Linked DNA regions of Mus musculus: region 1 is linked to region 2. A link is a loop called in an ENCODE intact Hi-C map of the cell type or tissue named here. Cell type or tissue: gastrocnemius. All regions are shown on one strand.

Region 1 (2,500 bases), 85 kb after region 2:
TATGCAAGTTGTTTAACATAGTCTTTGAAGCTTTCTTTTAAGCACACAATTATAAATAGTGACTTAAGGGCAGGAAGCTATCCAGTCTGTATAAACCCCTATGTCCTGGAGACCTTGGTTTCTGCTTTTGATGTGGTGACGCTCATGAGTTAATAGATGAGTCACTCCTTGGGGAGAGAGAGGGAGAGGAGCTACCATTCCCTCCCTCATCAACCAAAGGCCAACAGGCATTTTTTTTTTTCCTAAAAAGAGGCTGCTAATCTTCCAGGATGAGCTCTGACTCAAAGTGATCATGCCACAGTCACCGTGCCTACAGAAGTCAGTATCAGTGACACCACAACCCAATTTGGGGTAATTTCTTCCTTCTTTGTACTCAAAGATTCACAGATGAGCACTGACGCAATCATCAGAGTTAGAAAAAGTAGCGAAGAGGAAGCTGGCAGGTTAGCTCTGAGACAATCACCACCATCATGGCATTAACAGCACAGTTACGGAAACTATTTCTCCGCTTCACTTTACCACATCTCAGTGATAGTTCCCAAATATTTACTTCCAGCAATAAGGAATCAAGAGCCAAAAGGGCCCAGAAATATCTGTACCTAAGGAAACACAGCTTAGAGCAGCACAGACAACTATCAGGCACTACCCACAGCAATGTTTAAACACGAGAAGACAATCAACATGCCAGATTTTAAAAAGGTACAATTTCTGCTCCACTTTAAAATAAAATAATCCAAACTTAAGAGTAAAACAGGCATCTGGGCAGCAAATATTATACATATTTGTTGTGTTTAACTTATAACAAAGGTAAGGTATTTTGTTGAAACGATCATATTAAGAAAATGTCTCTTAAGGAGGAATTTTCAAAGGACAACACAATTTGGTTACAATTTCTAATAAAGCTTGGTCAATTTTATACTATAATCCAATAGTTCCAAATCCTACCTTCACATTGCTTTTAGAAGGGAGAATGCTAATGCTCCAGGCATTTTTCTACTTTGATCCCAAGTGTGAAAAAAGAAATCCTAGTGAATTAGGCTAAAAATAACATTTGTCTGTAAGGGTAGGTATCCCAAAGGCCCAGTGTAGAAACTGAGCTTTGAAAAATCTCTCTGCAGGAAAATGCTCCCCCTAGTGTCAAAAACTGTCTATACACCACACAATGGAAGCCTGCCAATGCAATTATAGCTTTTGCTGCTGTTGTGATCGGGGCTCATGAAACCCAGGTTAATCAACTTTAGAACTTATGTAGGTGAGGGTAGCCTTCAACTCCGTATTTTACCTTTAACGTGCTGAGATTATAGGTGTGGGTCACCACACTCAGCTTTCTTATTTAGATGTAAGACTTTAAACCTTAATTTTGCTCACTCCTCCCCCATACTCTGAGAATGGGTTTCTCTGAGTAGCCCTGGCTGTTCTGGAACTCACTCTCTAGACCAGGCCGGCTTCAAACTCAGAGATTCACCTACTTCTGCCTCTAGAGTGCTGGGATTAAAGGCATGTGCTACCATCACCCAGCAGGCATTTTCTCTTTTTTATTTTATTTTTGAGATTCACTAAGCAGCCAAGGCTGGTGAGAATAGCTAAGGGTGGACTGTGGATGTAGTCAGTAGTAGAAAATTTGGCAAGCATGTTCGAGGCTGTTAGTTTAATCTTTAGCACTGAGAAGAAAACAAAGGCATAACACACATATTGAAAATGATCACTTGTTTTAAACAAGGAGCTGAGAAGCCAGAGATCGCCTCAGACTGTGTTGGCACAGTCTGAGGACTTGAGTTGACTCACAGGACCCATGGGAGAAGCTGGACACAGCTCTTTACATTTAGAATGCCAGCACTCCTATGGGGAACGGGAGGTGGAAGCAGGAGAATTTGCTGGAAGCTCAAGTATGCAACACAGCCACACAAACAACAAAATCCTGTCTCAAAAACAGTAAAACATAAAAAAAGGAGAGAACTGACAGCAAACATGTCCTACGACTTTCACATATGCACACATGCACTGAAACGCAAACCCTTAAGTGTCTCTGGTCTTTTTCTCTTTTATACTCTCTCTTCTTCAAAACAAAAATATAAAACTCTGTAACATAGTATAGTATTTATAATAGCTGGAATAATTTTCTAGATACTTTATGTGTATTAAACATCATGTTTAAAAAGATACATTTGTTATTTCATTTAGTCCTCAAAACAGTCACGAGATAATTACCATTATTATCACTTCCATTTATAGTTGAATAAACTAAGGTTTAAAAGTTAAGAAATCGGGCTGGTGAGATGGCTCAGCGGTTAAGAGCACTGACTGCACTTCCAAAGGTCCGGAGTTCAAATCCCAGCAACCACATGGTGGCTCACAACCACCCGTAACAAAAATCTGATGCCCTCTTCTGGAGTGTCTGAAGACAGCTACAGTGTACACACATATAATAAATAAATAAATAAATCTTAAAAAAAAAAAAAAAAGTTAAGAAATCTGGGCTGGAGAGATGGATCAGCAGTTA
Region 2 (2,500 bases):
TGCTTGCCTGTGACCGAGCTCTCTGGAGTCAGGAGCAGGAGTCAGGGGCTCAGGTCGTCCTTGACTACACTGAAAGTTCCAGGCCAACCTGGACGACATGAGACACTGTCTCAGGCTAGATAAATAAATACAAATATCTGCTTTCAGGTTCAGTCTGTTAAGTAATAAAGTAGAATGCTGATTCTAGTTCAGGTGCTCTGTCCACAGACATGAAGAAACACTTCATGTCTGTGGACAGAAAAAAAAAGCAATGCTTCTATAAAGAACATGGTTTGGGGACTGGAGAGATGGCTCGGTGGTTAAGAGCACTGGCTGCTCTTCCAGAGGTCCTGAGTTCAATTCCCAGCAACCACATGGTGGCTCACAACCATCAGTAATGGGCTGTGATGCCCTCTTCTGGGGTGTGTAAAGAAAGTAACAGTGTATTCATATAAAACAAACAAATACATCAATCTTTAAAAAGAAAAAAAAAGAAAGAAAGAACACCTTCTGTTGAGATGGGGTCTCAAACTGTTGGGCTCAAGATCCTGACTCGGCCTCCAGGGAGACTCTGCACCTTGGAGTCTGGTTTAAAGGAACTCGGCAGACATCGGCTGTAAGAGTCCAAGGAGAGGAATGTTCTGTTGCACTCCAGGTTTCTAAATCTTCCCTCTTTACAATGAAAAAGATTTACTAAACATGTTCTAAACTTCCACAGTTCAAATGAAAGCAACATAGACTTTTGAGTGTGTGTGCACTTTAAAAAAAGATTTCTTTTTATTTGTGTGTGTGTGTGGTGTGTGTGTGTGTATGTGTGTATATATATATATGTGTGTGTGTGTGTGTGTGTGTGTGTATGCGTGTCTGTTCATGTGTGCATGTGGACATGTATGAAGCTACCCATGGAGGCCAGAGGGAACATAGATGCTTTGGAGCTGGAGATGCAAGTGGGTTCTGACCCTCTACAAGTAGAGTAAGCAGGCCACCCCTGAGCCATCTCTCGGGCTCCAGAGTGGTTTTTTGTTTGTTTCTGTTTTTTAGACAGGGTCTCTGTAGTCCAAGATGGCCTGGAACTTGCTGTGATACTCCAGCCTCAGCATCAGCTTCCAAAGTGGTAAGCACTGTACTTGGTTTTTTGTTTTTTTCTTTGCTTTTTTGAAACAGGGTTTCTCTGTGTAGCCCTGGCTGTCCTGGAACTTACTCTGTAGACCAGGCTGGCCTCGACTCAGAAATTTGCCTGCCTCTGCCTCCCAAATGCTTGGATTAAAGGTGCGCTCCACCATGCCCGGCAAGCACTGTACTTGTTAAGCAATGAAGTGAACCACTCTACTTGGGTCTGAGAATTACAATTCTGTAAATATATTTGCCTTTGAAAATGATTGCTCTGAACCACAAGAGGGAGATGTTGTCAAATACTACACTGTGGCCATCGGTTCTGAAGACAGTGAGATCCTCTATGTAGCCATTTTTAAAAAGGCCAGGTGCAGCTGTGCCCTGGACTGAAGCACTCAGGTGACTGGGGCAGGAGGATCTGTTCAGTTTGGAGTTCTAGGAAAAAAGAAAAAAAGAGAGGGAGAGGGAGAGGGAGAGAGAAGGGGAAGGGAAAGGAAAGAAGAAATGCAGAAGGTGTGGCAAATGGCTGGAATCCTAGTTCTTGGGAGAGGGAGGTAAGAGGATCAGGAGCAATGGGCAGCCTTGAGCACACACCAAGCTCCAGGTCAGACAGGGTATACACACGGCAAGACCTTGTCTCAGACACCAGAGCCAGGTGCTGGAGACATGGCTCATCAGGTAAAAGCACTTGCTGCCAAGCCTGACAACTGAGACTCCTCCCTGGACCTACGTGATGGGCAAAGAGAAGCTACTCCTCTGATCACAATTGTGCCGTGGTATGTGTGTGCATGCCCCCACACACATTAGTGAAATATTTATTTTGAGACAGGGTCTCACTCTGCAGTCCTGGCTAGCCTTGAACTGTAGATCAGATTGATCTCAAACTCAAGAGATCCAACTGCCTCTGCCTCCTGAGTGTTGGGATTGAAGGTTGGGCTACCATACCCAGCTTTTTTTTTTTTTTTTTAAAGTAACAGGTAAATGTGATAATTGTGTACCTTTTGGAGGGGGTGGGGGTGGGGGTGGGGTTGATTGATTGATTGATTGAGACTCGGTTTCTCTGCAAAGCCCTGACTGTCCCGGTACTCACTTTGTAGACTAGGCTGCAAACACACAGAGATCCACCTGCCTCTGCCTCCTGTATGCTGGGATCAAAGGTGTGTGTCACCATGACTTTTTATTTTATTTTATTTTATTTTTTTTGAGACAGTGTTTCTCTGTGTAGCTTTAGCTGTCCTGGAACTTTGTCTATAGACTAGGCTGACTTCTAACTCAGAACTCAAGAGAGCTGCCTGTCTCTGCCTTTTGAGTGCTGGGATTAAAGAAGTTTATCACCACTGCCCAGCAAGACTACTAGGTTTTGAGCTGCTATAGAAGGAAGTTTACATGCTTTGTGGCAAATTTGAAT

Evidence for each region. Hi-C counts contacts between places; a loop is a spot of excess contacts. Peaks named below come from ENCODE experiments on the same cell type or tissue, not always from the same donor. Only the 100,000 strongest peaks of a DNase experiment are listed, where the experiment ranks them.
Region 1: a loop joins it to region 2, with 6 times the contacts of the local background. A loop is called at or near these places in 39 of 42 quality-filtered maps.

What each region holds. Positions count from the first base shown.
Region 1 is chr11:86,652,508-86,655,007 of GRCm38, forward strand. The region is part of intron 5 of Vmp1 (vacuole membrane protein 1); the gene reads right to left. Among named protein-coding and RNA genes, the nearest start is that of Vmp1, 30 kb to the right of the region's middle. In gastrocnemius, a CTCF peak has its summit at 1,141 (motif pointing left); a DNase peak (open chromatin) is centred at 1,165; H3K4me3 peaks cover 272 bases; H3K27ac peaks cover 1,254 bases.
Region 2 is chr11:86,567,215-86,569,714 of GRCm38, forward strand. It overlaps Tubd1 (tubulin, delta 1), which reads left to right. Exons shown (of 9, transcript NM_019756.3): 9 at 1-146. Among named protein-coding and RNA genes, the nearest start is that of Mir21a, 16 kb to the right of the region's middle. In gastrocnemius, a CTCF peak has its summit at 1,377 (motif pointing right); no DNase peak of the experiment used is centred here; H3K27ac peaks cover 1,046 bases.